2 separate regions of the Homo sapiens genome follow, and region 1 is linked to region 2. A link is an interaction called in ENCODE POLR2A ChIA-PET data of the cell type or tissue named here. Cell type or tissue: A673. All regions are shown on one strand. Each heading gives the region's core, and the rest is flanking DNA. Links, peaks and the distances in the headings are about the cores only. Region 1 overlaps DLG1 (discs large MAGUK scaffold protein 1). Region 2 overlaps DLG1 (discs large MAGUK scaffold protein 1).

The links. ChIA-PET counts read pairs that join two places held together with the same protein. Peaks named below come from ENCODE experiments on the same cell type or tissue, not always from the same donor. Only the 100,000 strongest peaks of a DNase experiment are listed, where the experiment ranks them.
Region 1: POLR2A ChIA-PET joins it to region 2 with 13 read pairs; 3 of 35 experiments call an interaction of 5 or more read pairs at or near these places.

Annotation. Positions count from the first base shown.
Region 1 is chr3:197,201,680-197,210,022 of GRCh38, reverse strand. All of the region lies in intron 4 of DLG1 (discs large MAGUK scaffold protein 1), which reads left to right. Among named protein-coding and RNA genes, the nearest start is that of MIR4797, 88 kb to the left of the region's middle. RefSeq lists an enhancer at 5,776-6,314. In A673, for the core only: no CTCF peak of the experiment used is centred there; no DNase peak of the experiment used is centred there.
Region 2 is chr3:197,274,565-197,282,907 of GRCh38, reverse strand. DLG1 (discs large MAGUK scaffold protein 1) reads left to right here. Exons shown (of 25, transcript NM_001366207.1): 4 at 63-229. Among named protein-coding and RNA genes, the nearest start is that of MIR4797, 15 kb to the left of the region's middle. In A673, for the core only: a CTCF peak has its summit at 5,908 (motif pointing left); no DNase peak of the experiment used is centred there; H3K27ac peaks cover 1,017 bases.

The DNA.
Region 1 (8,343 bases), core at 118-8,117, 73 kb after region 2:
GGGAGAGATAAAAGTCCAGAAAATTTCCAAATGAGGAGTTTCCATTTGTCTTCTCTGGAGTCATGGATGATGTTAACCCTTCTGGTAACAATGTGTGACAATAAGCACTGAGTATTCCAACCAGGGAAATTCAATCAGGACATTCCAAGGGTTTGGAGGGAGCTAAAAGCAAGGTTAAATTCTTTACTACATAGTCCTATTTAGCTTCATTATTACTCCATTCTGAATTGTTTCTGATTTCCTTCTTGAGTTCTTTGAACCATGAGATTTTTAGAAGTGTGTTGTTTAATGTTCAAATATTAGGAATTTTACTAGATACCTTGTTTCTCAGTTAATTCCATTGTGGTTAGAGAATGGATTGGTTGTGATTTCAATCCTTTTAAATTTGTGACTTGTTTTGTGGCCTAGCATATGGTCTGTATTGGCAAATGTACCATATTCACAGAAGGTGATGTATTTTCTTCAGTTGTTAAGTGTTGTTTATCATAAATGTTAATTAGGTCAAGACAGTTGATACTTTGTTCAATTTGTCTTATATTTGTATAGTTCTATCAGTTGCTAATCAAGGAGTTTAAATCTCTTACTAAAATTGTAGAATTGTCTGTTTCTCCCTTTAGTTTCTGTTGGTTTTGCTTATGTATTTTAAGGCCCTGTTATTAAGTACACACATTTATGGTTCTTATAACTTCCTGGTGAATTAAATTTTTAGCATTTTGAAATCTCTTTTTCTTTAGATAAATACTCTGTCTTGAAGTCTGTTTTATCATATGTTAATATAGGCACTTTAGCTTTCTTATGCTTACAGTTTATATACCTTTTCTTTTCATTCATATGCTTTCACTCTGCCTTTTTTTACGAAGTATATCTCTCGCTTTGCATGAAGTAAGATTCATGCTCAGATTCTCAACATCATTTAGTGGTGGCCCAAGTCATATTTGTTTTAATTTGCCTTTTAAATATGAGAAATCTGATTTTTACTAATTATTAATTAAAATCAGTTAACATACTAAATTACTTCTAGTAATTTTTTTAGTGGATTTGCTTGGATTTTCTAGCTGTGTACCAGTATCTCCTGTAATGATTGTTTTATCAACTCATTAAAATTTTTTTCATTCTAAAGGTAATTTTGTGAATGAATAATACATTCACATGGCTTGAAATTTAAAAGCTGTATGAAGATGAAAAGGTCTCCCTCTTGCCTCTTTCCCCCAGGGGTAAATCTCCTCTCGTCAAGCAACTAAAGTTATCTGTTTCCTATGCATCCTGGTTTCTCCGTATATAAGCAAATATGTGTATTTTCTCTTCCTCTTACTATCCCCCCAACTACCCCCACCCCGCCACACACACAGGAGTGTAGTCTATACTATTCTGGACTTGTTTTCACCACTTAACATTATATTCTGGAGTTTTTTCTATTTCCATACCTGAAGACCTTTCTCATCATTTTATGACTTGTGATATTCTCTTATTTGAATAAGAATGATTTATTTGACAAGTTCATTGTTACTGGATATAGTGATGGATGTTTTTAATTATTTGTTTTACAAACAATACTACAATAAATAACTGCCTACACACTTCGATTGTAAACATGGCAATATTTCTATAGGATAAATTCCTAAAAGTAGAATTATCAGGTCAGAGGTTCTATGTATTCATAATTTTGATAGAAGTTGTGAAATTGTCCTTTTATAGAGGTAGTACCAGTGTACACTCCACAGATTCGTATGAAAGTGCCTGTTTTTCCTATGTCCTCATCAGTATATAGTATGTTATCAAACTTGGATATTTGACAATCTGATAATGTGAGAAGTAGTATATCAGCGTAGCTTTAATTTACATTTATCCTCTTGGGAGTAGTAGATAAACATATTTTTGTATATGTAAGAATTACTTGATTTTTTTTTTTCTCTAAATTGTTTGCTTGTTCTTGTTCCATGCATTAGAGAGAGGGCTGGAGGGTTTTGTATCTTTTTCTTAGGGACTAAGAAGTTTTTAAATGTGTTTGTGAAATTAGTCCTTTGGATTTAAGTTACAATTTTTTTTCGTATTTTTTAACGTTTTGACTTCTAGTCAAATTTATCAGTCTTTTTTTAATGGCTTCTCAGTATTATGTTACAGCTATATAGGTCTTTGTTATAGTTATAAAAGAATTTCTCTAGAAGAATCTTGTGTTATAGTCTCATTTAAAAAAATCTTCAGGATATTTTTGTTGTAGCTACCCATTTTCCCCCTTGCTATTTATTGAATAATCTTTTAACCAATGATATTGGTTGAAGATATAAACTTTATTAAAAATAGTACCAAATTTCTATTTATATGCCGATTTTCATCTTTGTTTCACTAATCTTTCTGTTCTTGTACCAGTAATACCATATATTAATCAAGGTTTTATAATAGATTTTAAAATTTGTTGAAGATTGTGCACACTTACTCCTTATCTATAGACTTTCTTTTTTTCTTGCTGGTTTTTTACAAGAATTTCAGTTACCTCTTCTAATTCCTGCATAAATATTTGAATAAATGAATAAATTTTCTGTTGGCCTTTTTATTGGGATTATGTTAAAGATAAAAGTATAGATAAACTTAGGAAGGAGATGATATCTTTGACTTGATTCTTTCTGCCAAGAACGTGGTCTGTCTTCTTTTCATTTGGTAAAGCCGGACATTTGGATACTTTGGTTTTATTCCTGGGCATTTTATCTTTTTTGTTTCTATTTCAGATATGGCCTTCTATTTCCTTGTACCATCTAATTGCTTATTATTAGTTTAAATCAGAGATTTAACTTTGCGTAAAGTTTGTGTAACTTTGCGTAAAGAGCAGACTTTGCGTGAAGGACAAACTTTGCGTAAAGAGCAAAGAGCAAACTTTGCGTAAAGGACCAGATAGTGAATATTTTAGCCTCTGTGGGCCGTCTGCTTCCCAGCTCCGCCACCGCATCACAGAGGCAGCTAGAAAGCAGCCATACATCATACATGGAAATGAGAATGAGTGTGGCTGTGTTCCACTACAACTTCATTACAAAAACAGGTGGCAGGTCCTACTTGAAAGCAGTCCAACAGAATTTCCAGCATACTTAGTTAAATGAAAGCAATCGATATCTATATATTCATTTTCTACCTGGATACCTAACTGAAATCTTTTATTGTTTATTGTTGGTATATCGTTCTTTATTTTTATTTATTTATTTATTAATTTTTTACATTTCTCTTGGATTTTCTGGATTTACCATCAGGTGATCTGTAAATTGTGGTAATTTTATCCTTGTCCTTCTAATTTTTTTATCTCATAGTTTTTTTTCTTGTATCTCCTGAAAAGTGTTAGCAGTAGTTATAATGATATGCTTATTTCTGACTTTAATGCAAATGATGTGTTTCCCCATTAATCAGATTAATGGTTGACTTTTTGGTGAATAGAAAGATACTATAAATCAAGGCTCATGCCTGTAATCCTAACACTTTGGGAGGCTGAGGCAGGTGTATCGCTTTGAGCTCAGGAGTTCCAGACCAGCCTGCGCAATGTGGTGAAACCCTGTCTCCACAAAAAATACAAAAATTAGCTGGGCATGGTGGCTTGTGCCTGTGGTCCCAGCTACTTGGGAGGCTGAGGCTGGAGGATTTCTTGAGCCTGGGAAGGGGAGGTTGCAGTGAGCCGAGATCACGCCACTGCACTCCAGCCTTGGTAACAGAGTGAGATCCTGTCTCAAAAGAAAAAGAAAATATCTTACATAATTAAGAGTTATTTTTAAAATCAAGAGTATATACTGATTTTTTTAAATGCCATCTTAGAAGAATCCGTAGAAATCATTTGACCCTTTACGTCATGGATTTCTTTGTTTACTTTTCAGGAGCATACTGTAATAGTCAGAATAATGCCCTCCCTGCCTACCCTTCTGCCCCCCTCAAAGATGTCTGTGCCCTATAGATAGCCCCTTGAACCTGTGAATACATGGCAAAAGGAAATTAACGTCACAAATGGAAATAAGGTTTTTAATAAACTGATTTTAAGATAGGGAGATTATCCTAAATTATTTGGGTGGACCCAAAGTTTCCTTGGAAGAAGGAATTGGAAAACAGAATCCGAGAGATGACAGCATGAGAAGGACTTGGCCTGACATTGGTGGCTTTGAAGATGGAGGAAGTGGGCCCCCTGCCAAGCAATGTATATAGACAGTCCCCAGAAACTGGAAAAGGCAAGAAAAGAGATTCTTCTGTAGAGCCTCCTCAGACACATTTTGGACTTCTCAACTACAGAACTACAAAAATGTGGGTTGTTTTAAGCCACTATGTTTGGTAACTTACTATAGCTGCCATAGAAAAGTTTTGTTCTCAGTTTTAGTGAGTATATTTCACCATTAATTGTAATGTCGGTTTTAGTTTGGTTTATAGTAGGAAGCTGTCCAGTTGTACTGTTTTACTCCAAGAGGTGATAGTGGTTGTTTTTCATCATAATGGATGTGTTTGTTGAGTATTTGGTATTCATTAATTTTTTTTCCTTCTGACTTGTTAATGAGGTCAGTTACATGAAATGCTTTTTTGATATTTACCTATTCTGACATTTTTGGAATGTATTCTACTTGGGTTGTAATATTTTGATGTTCTGAGCTCTTTTGCTAATGTTTTGTTTTGGAACTTTGTATTTACATTCATAAGTGAGATTGGTTTCTAGTTTTTTTGTCATTTCTGAGGAATTTTTTTTTAGAATGTTGTCCTTTCTCATGATTATTGTTTCAGGGCTTTATCTCATTCAGTCATGGCCAGTTTTGGAAATTTATATCTTCCTATAAAATCATAACAACACAATTTTGTTCGTATTGTATTTTGCTTCCCCCTTCCTCCCACGCCCTTTCCCTAATCCAGGCTTTACTTCTGGGGGAAGGAGTAAGTCCCAGTATTGGTAAGGTATACCATTTTTCACATGTATAGCTTTATCATATGAAGGTTGAACACATTTTTATTTTTTATTTTTTGGTATGTTCAAGATGGTTTGGTATGTGGAAATCCTATCTTGGTATATGACATTTCCTTCCTTAAAAAGCTTGAATTAGTAATTCTGTTCTTCTTGGCCCTTAACCTTTTGGCGATTGCTGTCAGTGGTTTCGGGGATTTTTAATGCTTTTTTTATTCCAAGCAAGTGAATGAATAGTCATCTTCCTGTATCCACAGGGGATTGGGTTCAGGATACCAAAATCAGTGGATGCTGATGCCCAAGTCATAGAAGACATAGTATTTGCATATAACCCGTGCACATCCTCCTGTATTTTAAATCATCTCTGAATTACTTATAATACCTAATTCTATGTAAATGCTACGTAAATAGTTGTTACACTGCATTGTTCTTTATTTGTATTATTTTTGTTGTATTTTTTTCCCCAAATGTTTTCCATCTGCAGGTGTTTGAATCTGTAGATATGGAACTCACAGATATGGAGAGCTGACTAGTTGGGAGAAATTGTTTAACCACAGGCAATAGTTTAATTGTACCTAAAATCTTCATTCCAGCTCCCAGTTAATGTATATAATAGCTAATTTTATTAACACACTGATGGATGAGGGAAAATCATTCTGTAGTTCCTATCACAAAGTAGCAGGTGTTTTACAAAGAGCATAGTTAACCCCATTTGAAAACAGTTTGTCTGGATGTGGCTCTAAGTTGGTCCTGTAGCAGCTTTTGTCGTGTTCAGGAAAACAAGCAATCTAATATCAATTGTTATAGGATTCTTCTGTTTCTATTCCTGCAGCTTCATATTAAACCGTTGTCAAGAACAAAAAGAATAGTGTTTCGTATGCATTTCTGTATTGTGGTTAGCTCATTTGAAATGTACAAGTAGAAAAATGAAGTCAGTGTAATGTGGAAATCACACTGATTCACATAATTTTTCCTATACATGGGAGCAGACTGAGCAGTGGGAATAAGATTATAATCTTTAGCTGGAGAACAGAAAAGCTCTTGGCTCTTGAGCTACCTGTTGTGAGCAAGGTGTTCTTTGTACTCTATTTAAGTAAGTTAAAGACAAGCACCTACACCGGGGCCTTCTGCCACAGAGAGATTCATTCCTAACCCAGTATGACTCTTTGCATAGGATAGATTTCATTGTCTTCCTTACCCTAAAAGTATCTGTGTTGTTTGGGCCCCCACCAGCCCTATTTTAATTATAGTGTTGTCAGTTTGTGCACTTTTACTGCTTGCTGTGGCTCTTGCCTGCCCGAGCAATACAATTTAATGACTGCTCTTTTTCCCTGACAGAGGCCATTTATTTTAACCTTGAAACCAAGAATATAGTTTTGCTCTTGAAAGGATAATTTTTTAGTGGTTAAAGATTGCAAAAGTGAAAGTGAGGATTTTGGAGAAGAAATGTAGTAAATGTCTGTGGCTTTAAATTAATGTATTTTATTGATCTTAAAATGTACTTTCCTCTACTTTTAACCTGTCTCAAATTTGGAATTATTTGCAATTGATGTACTTCACAATTTATTTGGCAGTGGTTTTTTTTTCTTTTTTGGGGGTAAATATAATTACTGGGGCATCTTATAATTGATGATGTGTACTGGATTCATGAGATACAATATTTGCTATTAGATAAATTTTAGAATTTAAAATATCCTACTTTTGACTTTCAGAAAACCTAGTTTTCGAATGGAGATACTGTAATATTTTGATTTTGGAACTGTTTTTGAAAGTTCATGACACAGACTATGACACAGTTTTCTAAGTATTTTACGAGATGGAGATTTTACAAATTTTACTTACTTTATTTTGAGACAGGGTCTCACTCTGTTGCCTAGGCTGGAGGGCAGTGGTGTGATCATGGCTCACTGCAGCCTCAACCTCCCGGGCTCAAGCAGTTCTCCTACCCTCGGCCTCCCCAGTAGCTGAAACTGTAGGCACACATCACCACATCCAGCTAATTTTTAAAATTTTTTGTAGAGGCAGAGTCTCAAAAATGGTCCTGAACTCCTGGGCTCACCTGATCTTCTTTCCTCAGCCTTCCAAAGTGCTGGGGATTACAGGCATGAGCTCCTGTCCCAGGCCTAAAATTAACATTTCTGTACACAAAATACACATTTTCCCTTCCACTTCACTGTCACTGTTAAGACAAATCTAACAGTGGTTAGACTGCATCGTTCTCTGACACGGACAGCATTCCTCCTTACCCTGCAGACTTATTTAAAGTAATTTTCCCAGATCCCTTTGAGAAAATGGTTAAAGTTGTGAACACTTCTTCAGAAATAATGCTCACATCTCCTTACAATTCTTTTACAGTTTTCTGGTTTGCACTTTTAGGCAATTACACTTCTTGTTTTTGTTTTGTTTTGTTTTTAGCATATTGGTTAGAAACGCTAGAGAAGTGTTGAGTAAGATGATACTGCCTTGATTGCCACTTTAAGAATGCCTGTTTCACCATTAAATATGATTGCTGGTAGATGCTTTAAAAGTTTATTTGTATTTCTGTATTGCTAAGAGTTTTTCTTCTCCTAAAATCAGGAATGGGTTTAAAATTTTGAGATTCTTAGGTGGTTCTTAGAGCGTTCATTGAGATGATCATGGTAAAATACATGAAGACATGAATGTCTTAAAATTGAGCCATCCTTATTGTTGGGATACATTTCACATCATAGTGTTGGATTCAGTTTGCTTTTTTTCCTTCCAAAACATTTGAATTCATATTCAAAATGAGCGTCGTTTCTTGTGTTTTCAGGTTCTATAATCTGGTTGAGAAATTTGGAAGTTTTTTGTCTTCCTCAGGAATGCAGCAATCAGTGTTTCCTTGATAGACTTGAAATGCAGATATAATACAGTTACATTTATTGTTATCACTCGTTTTGTAATTCTTCTCATCTTACATTTGTTATGGTTTTCATGCATTTGTTTTATTTGTATATAATCGTGGGGTACAAGTGCAGGTTTGCTACATTAATAAACTGTATTGTGGTGAAATGAGGGCTTCCAGGGCATCCATCACTAAAGCAATGCACGTGGTACCCACCAGACAGCCTCCTATCATCCACCCCTCCCACCCCTCCACCCCTGCAAGTCTGCATTGTCCATCATTCCACACTCTGCCTCCATGTGTACACATTATTTAGCTCCTGCTTGCAAGTGAGAGCATGCAGTATTTGTCTTTCTGTGTCTGAGTTATTTCACTGAAGTGCTTTGGCTAAGCTATTTGGGCTCTTTTTTGGTTCCATATGAACTTTAGGATTTTTTTTTCTGCTTCTGTGAAAAATGATATTAGTATTTTATTGTAGTATTACATTGAACTTCCAGATTGCTTTGGGCAACGTGGTCATTTTAACTATATTCATTCTTCTGATCCATGAGCATGGGTGTTTTTCCATTTG
Region 2 (8,343 bases), core at 21-8,020:
AGCATTGCATAATTTAGTTAGAAAATATAAATACTTATGAATTTTTATTTTCCTTCTTCTAGATATTCAAGAATTTTATGAAGTGACCTTACTGGATAATCCAAAATGTATAGATCGTTCAAAGCCGTCTGAACCAATTCAACCTGTGAATACTTGGGAGATTTCCAGCCTTCCAAGCTCTACTGTGACTTCAGAGACACTGCCAAGCAGCCTTAGCCCTAGTGTAGAGGTGAGATAAAAAATGTGTTCTGAAGCTGTTTTTTGGTGATCAATTTATTTATGTTACTATGTTTCTTTATTTTATTAAAATAATATTTTATACAAGTGGATTTTGTTATGGAAGTATAATTTATAATAGAATAAAGAGAATGGGGTTAAAAATATTTTTGAAAAGCAAAGCTCAGATTCTCTGTTGCCCCTGTTTTAAAATGTTATGAATGTTTGAAGTCTGAAATACTTGATTTAGACTATTAAAAAATTCTTTGCATGATAGACCTCAACAAGGCTTCATCTGTGTGGTAATTAAAATGGAAATGGTACTTTGAAAAGATGGTTTTGCTCTGGTATTCTTTCCTAGAAATAGGATATAGTTTTGTGGTCTGGGCTGCTAAGTTGTACCCATTTACCTCAAGGAATCTCTTCTTTATTGGCTTGAAGGATGGCATTCAAACTCACTAGAGACTGAAGAGTAAACCTGAACATCAGCACTGGTTTCTACATTTTCTGTAAAGTTATTTCTTTGAGTATTCATAACTATCTTAGTAATATACTTTTTTGTGTGTGTTATACTGTTGCCCAGTTGGATATGGTATAGCAGAGGTATGAAGCAGTTTGTAACAAAGATTCTGCCTAAGAAGCATTAGTCATTTGAAAGTGGTTATTTGTCTGAATTTGAATCTAGTCCTTTCTAGTTAGTGTAAGATGGTGCTGTGCCTGGAAAATGCGATGTTTCTGTTTGGTGAATAATAAATCAGGGAAAAGTGGTGGTAGGCCTCAACCAGATAGCACTTTGGTAAAGAAGTTAGATGGCTTCTCAGTTTTAAGTAACAGAACTATAGAATTTTAGAGCAGGAAGAATCGGAGCACATCTGATCCCTTGTCTTCATGTTAAAGATGAGGAAACTGAGATCCATAATAGAATAACTTGACCCACTTTATTTAGCTAGTTTGGGCAATTATACCTTTGAATTTCAGGACTCTTAACACCCAACTCACAGTTCTCTTTATTAATCCTAGACCTTGTATGTTTCTTTTTGATTAGTGTAATGTTTATTGTGTATATCCTTATTTTCTTTACACTTTTTTTCCATCACTTTTTCCAGGATAATTTCCATTTCCATACTCTTTGGGTTAATACATCACTTGCTTTTATAATAGTCTGAGGTCTATTTCAAATGGATTTTTAAAATGTCTTCAGTCAGTCACTGCTGTGGTTTGAATGTGTCCCCTCCAAAATTCAGGTGTTGCCAATGTGAAGATAATGAGAGGTGGGACCTTTAGGAGGTGATTAGGCCATGAGGACTCCTCCATCCTTCATGGGATTAAGGCCCTTATAAAAGAGCCTCCACAGCTTGGGCACGGTGGCTCATGTTTATAATCCCAGCACTTTGGGAGGCCAAGGCGGGTGGATTGCTTGAGGTCAGGAGTTTGAGACCAGCCTGGCCAACATGGTGAAACCACGTCTCACGTCTAAAATACAAAAATTAGCTGAGCATGGTGTCATGCACCTGTAATCCCAGCTACCAGGGAGGCTGAGGCAGGAGAATTGCTTGAACCTGGGAGGCGGAGGTTGCAGCGAGCTGAGACGGCATCACTGCACTCCAGTCTGGGCAACAAGCGAGACTGGCGATAAGCGAGACTCCGTCTCAAAAAAAAAAAAAAAAAAGAGCCTCCACAAAAAGTTTAGCATGTTAGCTTAACTTTTTGCTTTCTGCCATGTTGAGATGTAACAAGAAGGCCCTTACCAGATCAGATACCTGGATCTTGGACTTCCCAGCCTCCAGAATTGTGAGAAATTATTTTCTGTTTTTCATAAATTACCCAGTCTCAGGTATGCAGCTGTAGCAACACAGAAGGGACTAAGACAGTTATTTCACATTTATTGTCTTAGTTCTAGGTTAGAAAATTGCTTATGTAAAAAACATGTTAAACTTTAAGAGAATTGAATTGCTTACTAGTATTTTTTATTGTCCGATTTATGATACCCTTGATTATAAAGCCTCGAATTCTTATACTCGATTTACTTATTTTTATAGGCGATTGTTTAAGTAATGTAACCATTGAAAGTGAATATTTGACATTATTGGTGGAAATGTAAATTATTACAGCCATTATGGAAAACAGTATGCAGGTTTCTCAAAAAAACTAAAAATAGAACTGCCCACCAGCAATCCCATTAGTGGGTATCTGTCCAAGAGAAAGGATATCAGAATATCAAAGGGATACCTGCACCCCCATGTTTATTGCAGCACTATTCACAGTGGCCAAGATATCAAATCAATCTAAATATCTATCAACAGGTGAATGGATAAAGTGTGATACACACACACACACACACACACACACACACAAAATGGACTACTATTCAGCCATAAAAAGAATGAAATCCTGTCATTTGCAGCAACATGGATGGAACTGGAGGTCATTATGTGAAATTAAGCCAGGCACAGAAAGATAAATATCACATGTTCTCATGTGGGAGCTAAAAATGTTGATCTCATGGAGGTAAAGAGTAGAATGATAGTTACCAGAGACTGGGAAGGGTGGGAGAGGGAAAAGATGAAGAGAGGATGGTTAATGAGTTCAAAAATAGTTAGAAGGAATACATTCTACTGTTCAGTAGCACAGTAGGGTGACTACCGTTAACAACAATTTATTGTCTATTTCAGAATGGTTTAGAAGATTTGAAATGTTCCCAACACAAATAAATGATAAATGTTTGAGGTGATGGATATTCTAAATACCCTGATTTGACCATTACACATTGTATGCACGTACCAAATATCGCATGTACCCTATAAATACATACCATTATATATCAATAATAATATTTTTAACTGTAAGTATTCTTTAAGATTGGAAAAGTGGACAGTTTTGTAAGCTGAAAGTTTTTTTCCATATAGATTTCATTCAGGAAGATCAGTAGTGCATTGAATTTCATCAAAAATGGCATTGGTAACACTTCAATTTTTATAAAATGATGAGGCACTCATATCTAGAACGCTATTTGCAGCTCTGGTTTCTACACCTCCTGAAAGATATATTATGAACATGGTAAAGGCACCTCAAGGGAATAGGAGAAAAAGAACTTTCATATTGTGAGCGTCAGATCTTATTAGTTTGGAAAGTAGATGAGAAGAGAATATGGTCACAGAGTGTTGTTTAGCGCATGGCACATGGAAAATGCTGTAGTAATGTTTGAAATCTGTTCATATTCATGAATAGACTCTAAGGGGAACATTGGGATATGTCCATCAAGGCCTAGATGTTTAAAAAGTAGCAAAAACCTGTATATATCAAACTGGAGTGAGCAAAGTCAGTTAGTAGGAAGTACCATCTTATAGAGATGACAGAAAATCCTGACAAATGTTTGTCTGAAAATGTAAATAGTTTTGAAACACACTGATGGATGATATTTATAATGATTTTTTAAAAAACCTGGAATGTTTGGGGATTTAATTGCTACTTTTTGAAGGTGCTATGAGAGAAAGTAAGCATGTTCCCTTTCACCCATCCATTCATGCTTCATTTGGAAAACTTGGCTAAGTGATCATTTGATCTCTTGTTTCATTTGCTACTTTAGACTCTTGGGGCATGATGTTTAGGACTAAAAAGGGACTTAGAGAATCCACTTGCTCAAAACAAATAACTTAAAACTTAAAGTTTATTGTACTATAACTTGAAAAATTTGAAAATCAAAACCATTTTGTCTTAAACAGAATTTAGGTTATACTTGTGTACTAATTCTTGGATATAGTAATCTTTTCCAACAAAATTGCATGCAACATGCCTCTTTGACTTCATGTTTGCTTTTGCAGGACTAAAAAGAGGATTATTTTTGCTAAAAGTAGTTAAGATTGCTCAATTTTCACAAAGCCTTGACTGTTATTCTCTTAAAATGCAAATCTTCATCTTTAAAGCAGCTATCCAGTTTTGTCTTTTTTTTTTTTAAGTTCACTGATCTAATTCTTGCCAGGTCATTTGTCAGTTACTTTGTGACCTTATAACTTTGTTTGTTCTATTTCTTCTGATGTAGTAAATTTAAAGGGACAGGATTAGTATCCCATTTTCTTAAAAAAATTTTTTTTGTATATATTATCTTTTACTTTGAGCATATGTCTAGTGAGATGTTTGGAATAATGTTTGTTTAGTGTTTAATGATTGTTTCAGAGTGATAGGGATTTTTTTCTTTTTTGTACTACTTTTTTTGTTTTTTTAGAAACTGTGTCTCACTCTGTCACCCAGGCTGAAGTGCAGTGGTGCGATCATAGCTCACTGTATCCTCAAAACTTGGGGGCTCCAGGGATCATCCTGCCTCAGCCTACTGAGTAGCTGGGCCTACATGTGTGCACCACCACACCCAGCTAAAATCATTTCTTTTTTTTTTTTTTTTTTTTTTTTTTTTTGGGACAGAGTCTTGCTCTCCCACCGAGGCTAGAGTGCAATGGTACGATCTCGTCTCACTGCAACCTCCACCTCCCAGGTTCAGGTGATTCTTCCACCTCAGCCTCCCGAGTAGCTGGGATTACAGCACCCACCATCATACACGGCTAATTTTTGTATTTTTGTAGAGATGGGGTTTCACCATGTTGGCCAGGCTGGTCTCAAACTCTTGACCTCAGGTGATCCACCTGCCTTGGCCTCCCAAAGTGCTGGGATTACAGGCTTCAGCCACCATGCCCGACCCCAAAACCATTTCTTTAAACAGTTTTTTGAAGACTGGGTCTCACTATGTTGCCTAGGCTAGTCTCAGACTCCTGGTGGTGGTCTCCAGCAGTCCTCCCACCTCAGCCTCCAGAGTAGCTGGGATTACAGGTGTAAGGTACCACACCCGGCTCTCTCTCTTAATTTTAAAAAATAACACATCATTTTTATAAGAACAACTCTATTCTAAAATAAGAGTGAGTTAGTTTTAGAGATTATAAGAAAGGATATAGACTTAAAAAAAAGCAAGAGTAAAGAGTAGGAGGAATTGCCTGATTTAATGGGATATTTCAGTAGAAAAGGGTTGATTTATAAGGAAGGATAGATGACTCTTAAAAAGATGAGGCCAGGCCTGGTGGTTCACACCTGTAATCCTAGCACTTTTGGAGGCCCAGGCAGGTGAATCACCTGAGGTCAGGAGTTCAAGACCAGCCTGAGCAACATGGCAAAACCCCGCCTCTACTAAAAATACAAAAATTAGCCAGGTGTGGTGGTGCGTGCCTGTGGTTCCAGCTGCTTGGGAGGCAGAGACGTGAGAATCGCATGAACCTAGGAAGCGGAGGTTGCCAAAGAACCCAGGAAGGCAAGATCGTACCACTGCACTCCAGCCTGGGTGACAGGGTGAGACTCCCTCTGGAAAAAAAGGCAAGATGAAAGAGTAGGAGGAATTTCCTGATTTAATGGGACATTTCAGTAGAAAAGGATGCACCCTACTCCTAACATCACAATACATTTCAACTAGACTAGAGATTCAAAGGTTAAAAAAAAAAAAACCATAAAAGTAAGATTTTGGGGCTGGGCGCAGTGGCTCATGCCTGTAATTCCAGCACTTTGGGAGGCCAAGCTGGGCAGATCGCTTAAGCTCAGAAGTTCGAAACCAGCCTGGGAAACATGGTGAAACTCCATCTCTACAAAAAATGCAAAAATTAGCTGGGTGTAGTGGCTCCCTCCTGTGGTCCCAGCTACTCAGGAGGCTGAGGTGGGAAGATCGCTTGAGTCCTGGAGGTCAAGGCTGGAGTGAGCCAAGATCGTACCACCGCACTCCAGCCTGGGCGACAGAGCGAGACCCTGTCTCCAAACAAGAAAAAAAAAGTTAAAAATTAAAAAAAATAAAAATTTTGATTTTTAATAAGGAAGGCTTTTCTAACCATGACCAAAAAACACCACAAAAATTAAAAGGTTAAAAATGCTGCTGACTTTATAGAATTTCTTTGTGGACTTTGACTTCAAATTTTGATTGTAGAACTTCTGAATCTTGAAAGATATAATACAAAGATAAATTATATATTAGGATGAAAATTTGTCACATATATGAAAAAGGATTAATTTTAATTTCCAGTCCTTTCAACTTAAGAAACTTCTTATAGAAACTAAGAAAAAGGCCCGTGTTCAATAGGAAACTGACTTAACAGTGTGAGTATTGTAGTTTGAAGAAGAAGAAATAAATGTGGGCCAATAAGCCTATGAAGAAATGCTCAGCCACACTTAAAAATGCAAATTACATTGACAGCAAGGATATTTTTAACAAATTTGATTGTCAGAGATTAAATAAATAGGAGGAAACAGAAGCTCCTGTACAGTTAGTAAGGGAGAATACAGTAGTGCAACTAATTTGAAAGACAACTTTATATTCGTATCGTTTGATCCAGCATATGCTCCAGATTCACCACAGATTATTGAAGGTATTTGTACAGGGATGCTCACTGCAGCCTTAATTAGTAGAAACCAACAAGGGATATAAAAGATTATCGGTAAGAGATCGGATAAACACATTATGGTAGAGCCATTTAATGCAAGATAAAGTAGCAGGCAAAATATATTCTGTGTATCCATTATGTGTTATTAAATGAGTGAAAGCAGGTTACATGTCAGGAGGCATAGTATGACTGTGTGTGAAAAGAAAACCATGAGGTTAGGCATGTCTGGAAGAATATACACATAGTCTGCTTTCAATAGTACTCTTTTAAAATTGATAAATAATTATACATATTTATATGGTGCTTGTGGTATTTTGATACATGCATACCATGTTTAATGATCAAATCAGGGTAATTGGGATATCCATCATCTCAAGCATTTATCATTTCTTTGTGTTGAGAATATTCCAGATTTTCTCTTCTAGCTATTTTGAAATATACAATAAATTGTTGTTACCTATAGTCACCTACTGTGCTATTGAACACTTCTAATTGTATTTTTGTACCCATTAACCAACTTGTCTTCCTCCCCTCCTTCACTGTACCCTTCTCAGCCTCTGATAAACTACCATTCTACTCTCCAACTCCATGGGATCAGCTTTTTAGCTTCCACATATGAGTGACAACATGTGATATTTGCCTTTCTTTGTCTGGCTTATTTCTCATAAGATATCCTTCAGGCTCATCCATGATGCTGCAGATGACAGGACTTCATGCTGTGTTATGGCTAAATAATATTCTATTGTCTATATATGCTACATTTTATTTATCTATTCGTCTGTTGAGGGACACTTAGGCTAATTCCCTATCGTGGCAGTGGTGAATAGTGGTGCGATAAACATGGGCATGTAGATCTCTCTTTGATATACTGGTTTGTTTTCTTTTGGGTGTATACCTCGCAGTGAGAGTGCTGGATTAAATGGTGGTTGAGAAATGACCATGCTGTTTTCCGTAATAGCTGTACTAATTTATATTCCCATCAGCAGTGTACCAGAGTGTCCCTTTCTTTACATCCGTAGCCAGAATCTGTTATTTATGGTCTTTTTGATAATAGCCATATTAAGTGGGGTAAGAGAATATCTTTTTTCTTTTTTTTTTTTTTGAGACAGAGTCTTGCTCTGTCGCCCAGGCTGGGGTGCAGTGGCGTGATCTTTGCTCACTGCAAGCTCCACCTCCCAGGTCCAAGCAATTCTTCTGCCTCAGCCACCTGAGTAGCTGGGACTACAAGTGTGCTCTGCCATGCCCGGCTAATTTTTTAAATATTTTTAGTAGACACAGGGTTTCACTATGCTGGCTGAGCTGGTCTTGAAGTCCTGACCTCGTGATCTGCCTGCCTCGGCCTCCCATGTGCTGGGATTACAGGCGTGAGCCACCGTGCCCAGCTTATTATGGTTTTGATTTCCATTTCCCTGAGTATTATTAGTAATGTTGAACATTTTTTCATATACCAATTAACCATTTGTATGTCTTCTGAGAAATGTCTAATCTGATCATTTGTGCATTTCAAAATCAGATACTTGCTTTTTTGTTGCTCCTTATATATTCTGGTTATTAATACTTGTCAGATAAATTGCAGATATTTTCTCCCATTCTGTAAGTTGTTTCATCACTCTGTTGGTCGTTTCCTTTGCTGTACAGGATCTTTTTAGCTCGATGTTATCTCATTTACCTATTTTTGCTTTTGTTGCCTGTGCTTTTGAAGCATTACCTAAAAAATACTTGC